Linked DNA regions of Homo sapiens: all the other regions are linked to region 2. Evidence: chromatin loops called from intact Hi-C (ENCODE). Cell type or tissue: heart left ventricle. All regions are shown on one strand. Links, peaks and the distances in the headings refer to the core of each region. The heading gives the core; the rest is flanking DNA.

What was found. A loop is a pair of places that touch in the nucleus more often than their neighbours do. Peaks named below come from ENCODE experiments on the same cell type or tissue, not always from the same donor. Only the 100,000 strongest peaks of a DNase experiment are listed, where the experiment ranks them.
Region 1: it touches region 2 in a loop (2.9-fold over the local background); 5 of 110 quality-filtered maps call a loop at or near these places.
Region 3: a loop joins it to region 2, with 23 times the contacts of the local background. A loop is called at or near these places in 15 of 110 quality-filtered maps.
Region 4: a loop joins it to region 2, with 14 times the contacts of the local background. A loop is called at or near these places in 4 of 110 quality-filtered maps.

What each region holds. Positions count from the first base shown.
Region 1 is chr4:151,955,732-151,959,628 of GRCh38, reverse strand. It overlaps LINC03074 (long intergenic non-protein coding RNA 3074), which reads right to left and starts at 3,652. Exons shown (of 2, transcript NR_183803.1): 1 at 3,373-3,652. In heart left ventricle, for the core only: a CTCF peak has its summit at 2,154; no DNase peak of the experiment used is centred there; H3K27ac peaks cover 1,565 bases.
Region 2 is chr4:151,805,404-151,809,300 of GRCh38, reverse strand. All of the region lies in intron 2 of LOC127898557 (a long non-coding RNA gene), which reads right to left. The region is part of intron 2 of LOC105377488 (a long non-coding RNA gene); the gene reads right to left. Among named protein-coding and RNA genes, the nearest start is that of GATB, 46 kb to the right of the region's middle. In heart left ventricle, for the core only: no CTCF peak of the experiment used is centred there; a DNase peak (open chromatin) is centred at 1,950; H3K27ac peaks cover 2,500 bases.
Region 3 is chr4:152,037,624-152,041,520 of GRCh38, reverse strand. No RefSeq gene overlaps it. Among named protein-coding and RNA genes, the nearest start is that of LINC02273, 61 kb to the left of the region's middle. RefSeq lists a silencer at 1-39. In heart left ventricle, for the core only: no CTCF peak of the experiment used is centred there; no DNase peak of the experiment used is centred there; H3K27ac peaks cover 2,420 bases.
Region 4 is chr4:152,089,144-152,093,040 of GRCh38, reverse strand. No RefSeq gene overlaps it. Among named protein-coding and RNA genes, the nearest start is that of LINC02273, 9.7 kb to the left of the region's middle. In heart left ventricle, for the core only: no CTCF peak of the experiment used is centred there; no DNase peak of the experiment used is centred there; H3K27ac peaks cover 2,180 bases.

The DNA of each region.
Region 1 (3,897 bases), core at 832-3,331, 150 kb before region 2:
CCCATTAGTCCTGATAGAGAGAGACATGTCCTGCTGATATGGCAGGGACAAGGAGGGTCACTGAGGGGCCCCAGGCAGCAGCAGCAGCAGCAGCAACAGCAGGTGGTGATCAAAGAGTTCCATGTAGGCATCTCCAAAGGAGTTCTAGGGTGGGGAGGATAGCCCTGCAAAGTGGTTCTGACCACTTTTTGGGGAGACAGGTAAACATCCCTTGGCAGCTATGGCTCAAGAAAGTGGAGGGTGGTGACTACAAGGACTGAGAATGCTGCGGACTGAGCCCTCTTGCAGGCAGCGCCCCCCTGGAGACCACAGAGCCTGATGCTGCTAGCACCCGGTTGTGCTGGGAGGTGGAGACGCACAGCTGAGACTTAAGTTTGGTTGCCATCATCATTCCTTCCACCTCTTGGCTTTCCCTTCCAAAGTGGTGGCCCAAAAAGCATCCGTCACGGAAAATGTCTCTTGTTGTTTTTATTTATTAGATTTATATTCTATGTAAGACGACTTTAAGCATCTTGAGGGCAGAGACCAATTCTTACACTCCAATGCCCAAAAAAACTCCCTTAGGGCTAAGTAATCATCATAATAGCTGACACTTCTTGAGCATTGCCACATGCCACTGTCCCAAGTGCTTCATGGGGATTAGGGCTTTTAACTCTCACACCTCTCAGTGAGGTGGTAGCTTTATTATCTCCAGGTGAGGAGATGGAGGCACAGAGAGGTGAATACCTTGTCTGAAGCCACTCAGCCAGGAAGTGGCAGTTTGGCTGTAGCAGTAATGCTACTGGCTGAGTCTCACCCCTGCCGCCCCACAAATCTGTTATTGAAGTCCTGAGCCCTGTTACCTCGGCTGTATTGAGAGACAGGGTCTTTAAAGAGGTATAAGTTAAAATGAGGTTGCTCCTGTGGACCCTAAACCAATATAGGTTATGTGGTGTCCTTACAAGAAGAGGGAATTTGGACACAGACAGATACAGAGGGAGACCCCGTGAAGGCACAGGGAGAAGATGCCATCTGCAAGCCAAGGAGAGGCCTCAGGAGAAACCACCCTGCTGACACTTTGATCTTGGACTTTCTGCCTCCAGGACTGGAGAAAATAAAGTTCTGTTGCTGCTTAAGCCAACATGGTGGCTTCACCCAATCTGTGGTATTCCATTACGGCAGCCCTAGAAAATTAATGCAGGTACCTAGTATTTTAGAAAGACCTGGAAGGCATTGCTTTATTTATGAGGTCACTCAATCTGGCCCTGCCGTCTCTCCTGTGTTACTGTGTGGAGGTGGCGTCTCTGGGTCCGAGGCATCTGGCATCCAGCAGCCTGAGATGCCCATGGTTTCCTCAGTGCTACATGTGCCCTACTAGGTAGAAACATTCATCCTCATCACACAGAAACTGTTATTCACTGGCTTACACCTGATACAAATCATGGAACTTGGCTTTTTCATTCATCCGTTCATTAATTCATGGAACCAATAATTATTCCATGCCTGCAATGTCTCAGGCACTTTCCTGAGTACTGGGACTGTAAAGGTGACCAGAAACGTGTTACAGTCTCAGGGAAGTAATCGTACAAATACATGTAAAATGTATTTTAATCAAGTAATCAATCAAGTAATATAAAATAATCAATGTGGTAAGAATTTAAAAAGACAGACGCCATGTGATGGAAGCAGAAAGTAGGGGGAGTTGGCCAAGTAAGTGGGGGTCAGCAAAGGCGTGAGCCTCTGGAGATGGGGAAGATGGGCTGTAGTTAATTACACAGAGAAGACACAGGGAGTATCCAGCAGGGGAGACAGCAGGGCCGAGACCCAAAGGAAACAACCCAACACACACCAGCCCTGCCTCTCAGATGCTTGCAGAATGGAGGGAAAAGGGAAGGAAAGGAGGAAGGAAGCAAGATGAGGAGAAGAAAAGATAGAGTAGAAGAAGGAAAGTCAAAGGGAAGAAGGAAACCAACATTAATTGAAACGTACTACATTCCCGGCCATGTGCTAGGCATCTTCACATGGTTCAGTTCATATTTTCAGCCATAATAAGAAACAGCTCAACAGGACCGAGAGGAGAATGAGTGCCTCCTTATATTTTAGCCCCCAGGTGCCTCCCTTGCCTCAAGGTCACCCAAGCCCGCAGCTCTAGACTAGACACATGTTTCCATATCCCTGTGGCCTGGGCCACCAGCAGGAGGCCACCCCACTGTGCTGCAGCAAGCCCTCTCTCTGAAGCCCAGCACAGGAGCAGCGTTCTCTGAAAGCCTCACACAACCAGTTAGGCGCCTGGACAGTCCCCGCAGCTGAGCTACCACAGCCTGTGCATTCCATTGTCTCTGCAGCCTCCCTGCAGGACTTTGAACAAAGCCCGGGGGGCTGGTGAGGATAACAGAAGGTCAAGAATTGGTGGAATGTGATAGGATGTGCTGAAGGATTCAGATTCTCAGGAAAAGTCCAAGATAGCAGCAAGAATTTATAGCTCAAAACCAAGACCTGGAATACAAGCAGAGAGATAAACTGGGCTATTTTAAATTGCTGCCCAAGAAGTGCTTTTGTGCTATATATATACCAACAGAAAAAGAGAGAGAAAAGCTCAGATCAAAAATATTTTAACATACATTTACTTGCCACTTTCAAAAGGCCTGGTAACACTTAGGTCAGAGGAATTCCTTCTATTTTCTATAATCTATCACAGTGCTTAGCACTGTCATTCTCCCACCTCCTTTACTAAAGAACACAAGTAACAGCTAAATGAATTTTGTTAACCCAATATCTCCAAAAGTATGATTGAGAGCCTTGTCTTTTACCTAGATCAGCATCTATATTAAAGTCCACAAGATAATTTTTTTAAACATCTAAAGCTGGGAAAAGCTTTGCTTCCTTTCCAGTAATAAGAGCTATAGAACTTGCTAAGTTTTCCCTTTTACCATGGCTCGGAGTCATGATTAAAGTTCAACTGTTGCAATTATGTTGACCGTTATGCTTAACAATTACCATTTCTTTTATCTGGTTGTGGTTTTCTCTTTCCTATTTCTCTTTGCTATTTACCATATTCCTCTTTCCTATTTACCATATTCCTCTTTCCTATTTACCATGGCTTCCATGAACATATTTTTGTTGTAGGTTGTTGCACCTTCTTTGAGAAGGGAGTGTAAACAGAAATCAAACAAGTTCTATTATCTGCCCCTGGGCCAAGCTTCTCAAACTAAGAATTCCTGTCCTTGGTCATTGCTTTAAAAGCCTTAGCCACTCTGACATGACAGAGATACCTTACCTTTCACCTCTAGTTCTCACAGGAAATAATTTGAGTGCAGAGTATATTATCTATTGCTATATAACAAATTACCCCAAAGCTTAGCAGCTTAAAACAATAAACATTGATTATCTCACACAGTTTTCGTGAGTCATGAATGTGGGAGCCACTTAGCTGGGTGGTTCTGGCTTAGTCTCTCATAAGATTGCAGCAAAGTCATTGCCCACGGCTGCAGCATCTGAAAGCTTGACTGGTGCTGAAGAGTCTGCTTCCAGGGAGGCTTGCCACACTCCTGGTAAGGGAATATCGGTTGTGAGGGGTGCTCAGTTTTTTTCCACATGGGCTCCTCCATACAGCTGCTTGAGCATCTCACAACATGGCAGCTGGTTCCCCCCAAGCAAGTGATCCAAGGGAGACAGCAAGAACAAAGCTGCAGTTCCTTTTATGACCTAGCGTACGGGGTAACACATCATCATTTCCACCACATTCTATCCATAAGAAGTGAGTCACTAAGCAGAGACCACACTCAAAGGGAGGGTAATTAGCCTCCACCTTTTGAAGGAAGGAGTATCAAAGAATTTATGGACCTATTTTAAAACCACCACTCAGATTATAAAACTATTTTCTTTTTTTTTATGTAGGTATAACCAAGGCACAACTTG
Region 2 (3,897 bases), core at 961-3,460:
CTCTGGGTTTGGGGAAGGGATGGAATGTGTGAGGATAAAGAAATCTTCAGGATCATGAAAGAGATTGTTTTCAAAGTTAAAAGTAAGACATCCTTCATATTAGGAAAAAAATAACTGTAAGAAATTGTTGTTTGAAGCTTGAAGAGTGAAAGTTTCAGAGGCCCAACTCCTCTCAGGAGGATAAGTATGGAAAATAAGTTACTCTTGAGGGTAATTAATTGAAACAGAGGGCGAATGAGTCCAAAATGCACTTACATCCCTTTCAAATTGAAGGGAACAGAGAGCTTAAGAAAAGAGGGGAGGGGCAAGGAGGTAAAGATCAATGTTGAAAAGGCAAACATGCTCTTTTCTTTAAATGAGTGTGACCTCAGACATGGGGTTAGCACAGACAGGTATGTCCCAGCCCCATAATTCCCTTTCTAACCTACTAGCTGTGTTTGCGCAGGCGCCTGCCATTGGGAAGCGCTCTGCGAGCTTTCCTGGGATTGTGCCTCATGAGCCATCACCTGTCACTATGTGTATTTCAAGCCTACTTCTTCCTCTCCCTGACCTGTGAGATGCTAAGAGGAGGAGGGATGGGGTGTCATGCAATATGGAAACCACTTTAAACATCCACTGGGCTGATGGCAATAACAAAATTTATGTAATCCATGAAAGCACAGAATTGGGTAATAAAACTGGATAAATCATTTCTCTTTGTAAAGCAAATTCTCACCAACTGCCACCCAGATCATAACATATGAGGAGCACTGCTCTTCACCTGGGTGCACCTGCCCCCACCAAAAATGAAGTGCCTTGATGCCTCTGAGGATTATGCAGATGTGGGCATTATTTATACATCTGTGTGATGCATCAAGTATCAGAAGGTGTCTCCGGGCATGAGTCACAAGGCCTCTAAAAGCAATGACTCTTTTATAGGGTTTTAGATTACGGTGATTTTCCGTAAATCCTGCCAGAGTCACACAACAGGCCAAGAGCAATTAACATTAATTAAATGATCCCCACAAAGAGGTTGCCTCGCTGACACACTGATAACCTCTAAATGCACTTAGCCTGCTACATTCTTGAAGGTGTTCCTTCAGCTGCTCCGGGGGCACTGGGCAGGCTCCCGCTGCCCTGGGCGGCTGCACACACACGTGGAACACCACTGTTCCTGCTGCGATGTGTGCATAAGAACTACCTGGAGATCATGCTAAAATGAGATTCTGATTCAGGAGGTCACAGATGGCACCTGGGATTCTGCATTTCTAACAAGCTCCTTGATGATGTTGACGCTGCTCATCCCCAGACCACACTTTGAGAAACAACACTGTACAAAGCCCCGGACACAGACCCGGGGAGTGGGGGGAGGGGGTGGCCTGGGTTGGGTACAGGAGAGCAACTCTAAACATCCAGTGCATTGCTAATGTGCTGGCCTCTCCAGCCTGCTTTTCCTATCCCCGGGAACCACCAGTGAAGAGAACTAAGCAAGCAGGACATTGTGCAGATGCTAGGGTTAACATCAAAGCTGACCAAAACCAGCTTCTGAGAAAAAAAAAAAAAAAGGAGTCCAGGAATAGCTCCACCCTCATCCCCTCTGCATTTTGCACCTGTCTTTTAGAGAAATCACCTGGGATTTTCTAAAGAAAGCCACACCCCACCATTATGAAGCACTTGGAGTTGGAGCTTTTTCCAAGATGGAAGGGTGGGGACCAGAAGACAACCTCTTTAGTGGCGCCAAGAACTCCTGTCCCTAGGCAGAGAGACACTTCTCTGTCTTTACACCACAGGGCACGATGATGAAACTGGATTTAAAGGCTGGCACACCGCCAGTAATGAGGGCCAGGGTAGGGAGCTGGGGACTATAAAGGCCAAGAAATCAGGGTGTAGAGAGAGGAGGCAGGAAGAATGTGAGTAGTGGGTGCGTCAGGAATGGGCAAAGGTCAAACATTTGAAAAATAGCCCGAGAAGCTTTGGCAGGGACTTCCTGACTGTGGAGTGGTGACAGCCGTGAGGAGGTGACCCAAGTGTGGCAGCCAGCAGAAGGAAAGAGCACTCGGTCAGGGCCAGGATGGGAAATTTAGAGAAAATAGTACAGAGAGAAGTTAGGAAGCTACCAGGGCCCATCTCGGGGAGCAGATGTGAGTTTGTGGCAGCCCTATAAAATTGTAGGCCAATCAGTTGTAAAATTATATCACAATTTTATAAAGATGCGGCTGCAGAAAGCATCAGTAACAACTGGGAGTGGAAGGTTTCCATTTTAATTCAGTAATGACATGGATGAAGTTAGAAATGTCTCATGAGTCCACAGAAAGGGGTTTGGATACTTCTCTTAAAGTAACCTTGTAGCATTTCCTGATCAAAAATAAATTCAAGCATGAAAATATTGGGGAAGGAAAAGGGGAAAGTTCACTTTGGTTGATGAGATCTTAGAAAAAGAAGTCACAGGAGAAGCGGAGGAGAAGGCCCAGGCATTTTACACAGAGAATTCTTGGGATTCCTCAGAGACTGGAGTCATCTGACCAAGAAATGTGCCCTTGGGTCTGTAGCCTTTTTCTTCTCTCTGACACCCTTCCTCCGTGGATTTTCAGTGCAACACGAGCCAAGCTGGCTATTAATAGAGCAAGAACAATTTTACCACGGGATGTGGTGTTTAATTTAAAGAGACGTCAAAGAGTGAGGGGCAGATGGCTGGGCAGGCAGTGCTTCCCAATGACCTTGGTGAGCCCCTGACTCATCCCAGATCTTACAGATCCAGAAATGTGCTCTGACGAATGAGCCCTGAGTTGATCAAGCTTTAGTGAAAAAAATGAGAAATGGATAAGCCAGGGGTCTGCGTATTAATTTCTAGTAGATCTATGGGTAGCTTGAGAAATGAGAACAGTTATCAGTTCGGGTGATCATTTCTGGAAAGGTGTTCAACTCAAGGGACTCAATTATATATCTCAAGATCACCAGCATGTGGAAAATCCCAAACCTTAAAGCTCAAACAGAAAAATAAGCAAGTAATTCTCAAAACACTCCTTCCTCACACCATAGTGAAAGAATGACCAATTCTTGTTTATCCCACTCTACCTTCCCATAAATTTAGTGCACCCCCCTCTCCTGCAAGCACAGCTTCACTCTTACTGGTTATTTGATTGGTTTCCTAGGGCTGCCTTAACAAGGTACTACAATTCAGCGGCTTAAAACCAGAAGTGTAGGGCCGGGCGCGGTGGCTCACGCCTGTAATCCCGGCACTTTGGGAGGCCGAGGCGGGCGGATCACGAGGTCAGGAGATGGAGACCATCCTGGCTAACACGGCAAAACCCCATCTCTACCAAAAATACAAAAAATTAGCCGGGCATGGTGGCGGGCGCCTGTAGTCCCAGCTACTCGGCAGGCTGAGGCAGGAGAATGGCGTGAACCCGGGAGGCGGAGCTGGCAGTGAGCCGAAATCGCGCCACTGCACTCCAGCCTGGGCAACAGAGTGAGACTCCGTCTCAGAAAAAAAAAAAAACACCAGAAGTGTATTCTTTTCTCACAGTCTGGAGGCCAGAAGTCCTAGGTCAAGGTGCCAGCAGGGCTGTGCTCCCTTTGAAACCCATAGGGTTTCACCCTTGCCTCTTCCTAGCTTCTACTGGCTTGCTGTCAACCTTTGGCTTTCCTTGGCTTATAGCTACCAACTCCAATCTCTGCCTTCATTGTCACATGGCATTCTCCCTGTGCGTCTCAGTGTCTCTTCTCCTCTTATAAGGACACTAGAAGTCTATCCTACTCCAGTATTTCATCTTTTATCTACATCCATTATCCTCATCTTAACTAATTACATCTGCAACAACCTTATTTCCAAACAAGGTCACATTCTGAGGCATAGGGGATTAAGACTTCAATTTTTGGGGGGGACATAATTCAACCCATAACATAACCATAACCATA
Region 3 (3,897 bases), core at 652-3,151, 230 kb before region 2:
GGCTCTTGGTGGTTGGTTTGTAAAAGAGCAAAGCAACCAAGGCACTGGAAACCTGCAGTGTGACCCAAAAACACACAGGCTACCCGAGCAGGTGGCAGGCATCTCTCCACCAGGAGGGAGACGCTGGAGGAAAATAGAGACTTTTAAAATGGCTTTGATGACCCAAACCCCAGGAACTGTGAAGACTAGGTTGGCAGCAATAAAGCAAACACTAGGAATAAATGAAACAGTGCTTGCCTCTAAAAACCCTGGGGAGACCCTGGCTCCTGTTTTGAGCTGGGCTGTGTCAGGAGCTCACATGTTCAGAAGCTGATTATGTGCTAGGCACTGTGTTGAGCCTTTAAAATACATACTTCCATTTAGTCCTCACAGTCAGCCTCGAAGGTAGAGAAAGTGTTCCCATTTAACAGATGAGGACACTGAGGGTATGGGAAGTCTAGAATTTATTTAAAGTTAAACACAAACTGGAGGTGATATGCAAACTCAGGTCTTTCCTTAAAACCCACACTCTTCCTACTACTACTGACTGCCCCTTACAGAAAGGATGGGATTCACTCATTGAGCACATAGTCCTCAATCACTCATGGTGTGAGCTCCTGTTTACCACACCTTTGGGATATGCCAGGCATGTTTTATGTTTTTTTACATGTGCTAACTCATGTAATCCTCACATGCCTTATGAAAAGCTCTTCTATTAATATTATTCTCATTTTGGAAATGGAGGCACAGAGAGGTTAAATAACCTACCTAAGGTCACGCAGAATAAACAGTGCAAGGATTCAAATCTAGGCAGCCTGGATCCAGAGCCCACATACTTAACCTTAATACTCATGCTGGACTGGGTGCGGTGGCTCATGCCTGTAATCCCATCACTTTGGGAGGCAGATCACTTGAGGCCAGAGGTTTGAAACCAGCCTGGCCAACATGGAGAAACCCTGTCTCTACTAAAAATTCAAAAATTAGCCAAGTGTGGTGGTGGGCACCTGTAATCCCAGTTACTCAGGAGGCTGAGGCAAAAGAATCGCTTGAGCCCCGGAGGCAAAGGCTGCAGCTGCAGTGAGCCGAGATCACACCACTACACTCCGGCCTGGGCAACAGAACGAGACTCCATTTGGAAAAAAAAAAAAAAAAAAAGCCGAAAACACCAAAGAAACAAAAACTCACGCTGTATTCTGCATCCCAGTGGATGTCCCTGTGTGCCAGGCTTCTTCTCCATCCTAATGTTTCCTGTCTAATGTGCCCACTGGAGAGGCTCTCTGGATGGGAAAGCTGACGCCACTGAAATTTTCTGGGAACAGAAGGCCAGAGGTGGTGGGTGGGAAGCTTTTGTGGCTGTCAGTTCTATGCTAATGACATCTGCTTCTTGGCAGGGGCACCTCTGATCCTAAGGTGAGATTAGTTCAGTCCCTTTCAGCACCTGGTTTTGGGATCTGAGAAGTCTGAATGTTAGGGGTAACAGTGCATGGACCAGGGAGGCAACTCACCCAACTACTCTGCTGTCCAAATAATTTTTTTTTAATTAAAAACTCCTCTTGGGAGATTATAGGGAGAGCACAAGCAGGTGGTGCTAAGAGTGAGAAAAATCTTCTCTGTCCCTTGGGGAATGACTAAGAGCAATGCCTATTCTACTGAGATTTGCAGTTCAATTTATCTTCCTTAAATGACCACATAGGAAAATGATCACAGCAGCGAAGCGACATTAGAAATGTGGAATGGATAAATAAAACTTTGGATGAGCGCACCGGCTGCTGAACCCATTTGAAAAATGGAGATCTGAGAAGCACACAGACTGAACTGTGAGAAGCCCTTGGAAGGAAGGTGTCGGAACAAATGTCAAATGTTTATCTGGACTAAAAGATAAACTGATGTGCACAAGCCCTCAGGCCCTTGCAGGTTTCCTTCTTCATGGGCAAGGCTGTGGTTTCCATAGGTCATTTCCCTGCAGTGGTTATAGCTGCTTTTAGCATAAGCCAAGAATCACCGTCGTTGGAGGTGGAAGGGGGCCTTTGGGGTCACACTGTATAGTCTGACCATCTCACTTTGCAAATGAGGATCTCAAAAGATAAAGTGACATGAGAGATGAAATGACATGGCCTGGTATTCCACGTGCATTTTCTTGGAGGATGTTTATAAAAATCAAACCAGTCGTCAGATTGGAATGTAGGCTACGTAGCAGCAGCCACTAACATCAGCAAACTCGACGACGTTCCAGATACTCGTGAGCTTTCTACGTACATGATCTCATGTAGTCTTCACAATGACCTGACGAGATTGGAACTAATATAGCCTGTATTTTCCTAGATGAGGACATCTAGGCCTGGAGAGATTCAGTGGCCTAACCGAGGTCACACTGCTAGGAAATGAGAGAGCCACGTCTCAACCCAGCCCTGGTACCACATCCCATGGAAACCCTGCTCTGCTGCCTTCTAACAAGACAAGAGTAGGAAAATGGTCAAAGGAACCAGATGTCCCTCATGGGAATATTATTCTACAATTCAAAATCATTATAAAATCCATGTACGAATATGGTAAATGTTTATTACTTAGTGTTTAGTGAAAATGCAATACTCGATGCAAAAATATTCAGAAGAAAAATGAAAGAACACTTAAACACCAACAGTTGCTGACTAGTGTGGAAAGCTCTTTTTTCTTCTGATTTTTCCCTTTTTGAATTTTCTATAATGTGGTATAGGTCTTTTGTAGTGAACAAATAAATGTAATCATTTTTCTTTAAACAACTATCACTGTGCTCACAGAATCGATAAGAAAAAGACTAAAATGAATGGTAATATATTTTCCTTTCCTTGGCAATAAAAACTAATAAGTAATTGATTTGCACCAAGAGATAGAAGATCATTTTACAAAGTCCATACACAACACAAGTCCCTTTTCACGTTTCATCAGATGCAACAGAAACTAAAATTCCAAGAATTTAAGTTTTGAAGCTACCCTATTTTTGTGACTTGCGTAGCCTAGTCTATTAATAAAAGGAGATAACCTTGCTATGTTTACCAGCATAGTGACTAATCATTCTTTCCTTCTGTCTGTAGCTGAGTTCCAGCCAACATTAAGACTCATGGACACATTGGGTTGGAAGGTTGCTTACTGTTCACCTTCCACACACTCAGGCACAGAGAGGTGAAATCACTTGCTCAACGTCTTGTGAGTCTAAATATTTAAATGCTGAAAATAAACTCTCAGCTCCTCAAGGGCAAGACCCATTCTTTATGGTGCCAATCCCAGCACCCAGGGCAGAAGGCTTCCTTTACTAGATGAGTTAAAATCTTAGTGAGGGGCCAGGATGAAAAGTCCAGTTCAATACACAGAGGCGATGGAAGAAGTGGCTCACAGTCACTAAGCACTTCTTAAGTGCCAAGGACTATGCTGAATACCTTACAGGATTCACTTACAGGGGCTATTCACTAAATAATCCTGTGGTAGTGGTAATATTATTTCTGTGCTGAGAAAAATGTGCCAACCTGAGCCCCTTGCCCAAAGCCATAGAGCTAGCTGGTGATGGGGTCAAGATTTTAACCTAAATTTCAGAGCCAGTCCTTTTAGCCCGACTGGGACTCACAGCACCAACTCAAGCCCTTAGGCAGGTTTTCATTCCCAAAGAGTTCAGAAACTTGCCCGAAGGAAGAAGGGGAACTAGACTGAGTGCCAAATGTCTGTAGGCCTGAAACATGACCAACATATTTGTTGCAATTCAGTAAACCTTAAAATGACCACCTCATAAAAACCAATCCGTGCCTCTTCCACTCTTCTCCATACTCAAGCTTGCCTCCAAGTAAAATAAGTTGTATTAGCCTGTGGTCAACTTGCTCTTAGTTACTTAGGGTGGGCACTCATTTTTAATAGAACTTGTGTTCAAATGTAAACATGCTAACTCAGCAT
Region 4 (3,897 bases), core at 628-3,127, 280 kb before region 2:
TAAGCTGTGCTTTAGTATATTATGTCTTCTGTCTTTATAGAGGGTCCATAAAAGCAGCGCTCTGTTGAATGGTGTTTCTGACTCTTTTGCGGAACTTTCGTTAGCAGTATTTCATGCACTCACTGCACTGGAAGTTGACCTTAATGTGGCCCCCTTCTTTTACAAATGAGAGTAAGAGAGTAAGGTTCTCTGTGTCACTCAGTGTCCTTTATCCAAGGACCTACGTGATGAATTTCTACCTAAGTTTCCTACCAGGAAAACGTTTTGTCTCTGTAGATGAATATGTATGCTTTACCTTGTTGGAAAACAAAACTCTGTGCAATCCAATATGCTTCTCTTTTTGGCTTAGCTGTCAGAAAAGTTAGAACCAAATTAAATGCCCAAGTGTTAGAATCTGCTCCACTCAGGTGTCTAAAACCATCTATTTCTTTTGCATTCTTCAGCAAGAGTGTTATCCTTAAATGCCTTCTCTTGCACTGTATTTTAATCTTTAAGCTGCCTCAAGTCTTTTGGAAGTAAGTAGGATACAAATCTTAACTTAAAGAAAAAAAAAAAACTTCTGAATGTTATTCCAAGCCATCTTCTGTTGTTGAGTGTGAAATGCTTTGGCTATGGAGTGGAGGCAGCCTGGATGGGACTTCTGACTTTCTTACTTCCCATCTCTATAACCTTCGGCTTGTTACTTAACCTCTCTTGAAATCATAATAGCGACATCATAGGCTTGTTGAAAGGATCAAATAGGAAATGATACATCAGTGAAAGCACCTTTCTGTGCCTGCCAGGTGCTTAATACATACATTTCCGATTTCAGTGTCCAGCCTTGTTCATGAAGTGCACAGTTTTGTATTTATTCTGGCTAGTCTCAGCATCAATCACTATTGGGTAGCAGTGACAAGTTTTCACTTTAACACAGATTCTTGGCTAGGTGCAGTGGCTCACGCCTGTAACCTCAGCACTTTGGGAGGCTGAGGCAGGAGGACTGCTTGAGCCCAGGAGTTCAAGACCAGCCTGGGCAATAAAGTGAGACCCCATCTCTACAAAAAAAGTTTTAAAAATTAGCAGGGTGTAGTGGTGCATGCCTGTAGTACCAGCTACTGGGAGACTAAGGTGGGAAGATCGCTTGAGCCCAGGGAGGGCTGCATTGAGCCAAGATCATGCCACTGCACTCCAGCCTGGGTGACAAAGCGAGGCCCTGTCTCAAAAAAAATTTTTTTTAATATGAAAACAAAAAAAACATAGATTCTTATATTTCTCATTAACCTTCCCATTTAAAGGTCATGTAACTGATATAAAATTATCACTCTGTTCCTGTGATTTTAATTATGAAGGTAAGTTATGTAAACGACAGCACAACACTCCACTTTGTGGAAATGGAACCGAGGTTCTTTGATTGGCTGTTTTGGTTGCTATTTTCAGAGCTTGGCACTGTTTCTGCTTCTGCCTCTTAGGCTTATAGATGGCTTTGAGATTTCATATTGTAAATATAGGGAATATGGCCCAAAAAAGGCTACTTGCTTTTCTTCTTGCCTTAAGATGGGATGAATTTAGAAACGAATGAGGAATATAGAACATTCTACATATATTTGTCATTAAATGGTTTCCCATTTGTTTAGAAACCCCAGGACCCATAACAGAACAATCGCTTTATAAAACAATCTTAAATTTTTAGAGTGGCTTAATTCTCATAATTCCTTGTGAGGAAGTCAGTGAAGAAACAGGCTCAGAGAGACACCAGGGTGTGTGCCGGTCCTATAGCTGCTGGTTATTGTACCTGCCTCTGCAGGGCTAGTTCCAGTCCTCATCAGACCTTACCCCTCACGTAGGACTCTGGTGCCATGCTCCCTAGATTACTAAAAGGCTCCAATCCCAGAGACATTTACATTCTTTACTGAGTTCAAAGGACAGGAGTTGGGATTAAAGTTAGTAAACCTTCCAGAGCTGTGCTGTGTAATTCAGTAAACACTAGCCGCATTTGGCTCTTTAATTTAACTTTTAGTTAAGATAAAATAAAATTTAAAAACCCAGTCTGTCATTTGCACTGGGCACATTTCAAATGCTCAACAGCCACATGTGGCCGGATGGTAATCATATTGGACAGCCCAGGCGTAGACCGTTTCCGTCATTGCAGAAAGAGCTACAGTGCTATTCTAGAGCCATTTCCTACCTGCATGGGGGCAGAGGCAAAACAGACATCATTGCATGTCAAGCATTTCTTACATCCCTAAAGAGATGAAAGGAGGAGGGGCTTTGCCACCAGGGCTCTTGACAGTGACTCACCCCAGGCCTATCTTTTCTGTTGCCTGTACATTTTACACTCAAAGCCTCTTACACAGTTAGAGAGAGCTAGTTAGCGCAGGCAGTGACCAGGCCTGGGAGCAATTGGCAACCGCCAATGTGCTTGTGCATTTAGCGGAGTGACTTAGTTAACGTTTGGAAAGTGGGGAGCAATCTTAAATACCTTATGGAGAGCTGCACGCAGTGGTTCATGCCTGTAATCCCAGCACTTTGGGAGGCCGAGGCGGGCGGATCACCAGGTCAGGAGTTCAAGACCAGCCTAGCCAACACGGTGAAACCCCGTCTCTGCTAAAAATACAAAAATTAGCTGGGCGAGGTGGCACATGCCTGTAATCTCAGCTACTTGGCAGGCTGAGGCAGGAGAATTGCTTGAACCCGGGAAGTGGAGGTTGCAGTGAACCGAGATCACGCCACTGCACTCCAGCCTGGGTGACGGAGCAAGACTCCATCTCAGAAAACAAAACAAAACAAAACAAACAAACAAAGAAAAAAACCTTATGGAAATATTGCCCTTAAAGCATTTACTTTCTCAAATAGAGTTCCCCTTCTTGCATGGCCATGGTGAAAGATTCAGTATCTACCCCTGAACAGGAAGGGCAAGGGATCATTAGGTTTCTGAAAGGCCAAACTTGGCTTCCATTTGCCCCTTTTTATATTGATTTAGCTAAATTAAAGTGTTTCTGATATAGTATTTAGGTGCTTATGTGGTTTCTAGCTTCCATGTAGAAACCAGGGAGGTTTCTACATTATGTATCTTGGTATATAAAAATAAACAAACAAAATGCCCTCAACTCTTGAGTCTCCTGTGTCTCTGAATCCAGATAGTCTCCTAGCTGACCTTGACTTTTCTTAATTCTCTGCTTCTCTGGAGGATTTGGCTCAGGGACAGATCCCTTGCTGCAGCACCCGCATGGTGCCTTTGAAGCTCAGAACAATCTTTTATTCTGGTCCCAAAATAGTGCCTCTGAGATTACCCCTGATACCCAGGCTGTCATTATCCTACGTTTCTGGCTCTGCCTTCCCTTTATTCAGATAATGTCTGGCACACTGAATGTTGTGGCTTTCTTTTGCCCCTGACTTCCCACTTCTCCCCATGTACTTTGTTAATAATAATAAGCACCATCACCACCCACTGGACACTTATTCTGTGCCAGAAACAGTAGTGAGTGCTTCACTAGAATTAATCTCTCCACCTCCACCACCACCACCTTGCTCCAAGCTGCCTTCATCTTTCACCTGGAAAGATGCTTGCAGAAGCTTCCTGACAGGCTTCCTTTCTTTTGTCTTTGTTGCCTTCACTCTTCTCTCAACAGAGCACCAGAAAGATAGTGTTAAAATGTGAGTTAGAGCATATTCTTCCCTACTGCTCCAGCATCCTCTCTTTTGACTCAGAGTAAAATTCAGTCTTTGCAATGGCCTATAGTACCCTGAGCAATCTACCTCTGCACCTGCTGGCATTGCTCTGACCCCACTTCCTACCACTTGCTTGCTTCGTGCTCTGATCCAGCCACGCAGGCCTCAGGGCCTTTGCACATATGTTTTTTTTGCCAGATATCCCCAAGGCTTGCTCCCTCACCTCCTTTATGTCTTTATGTCTTTTTT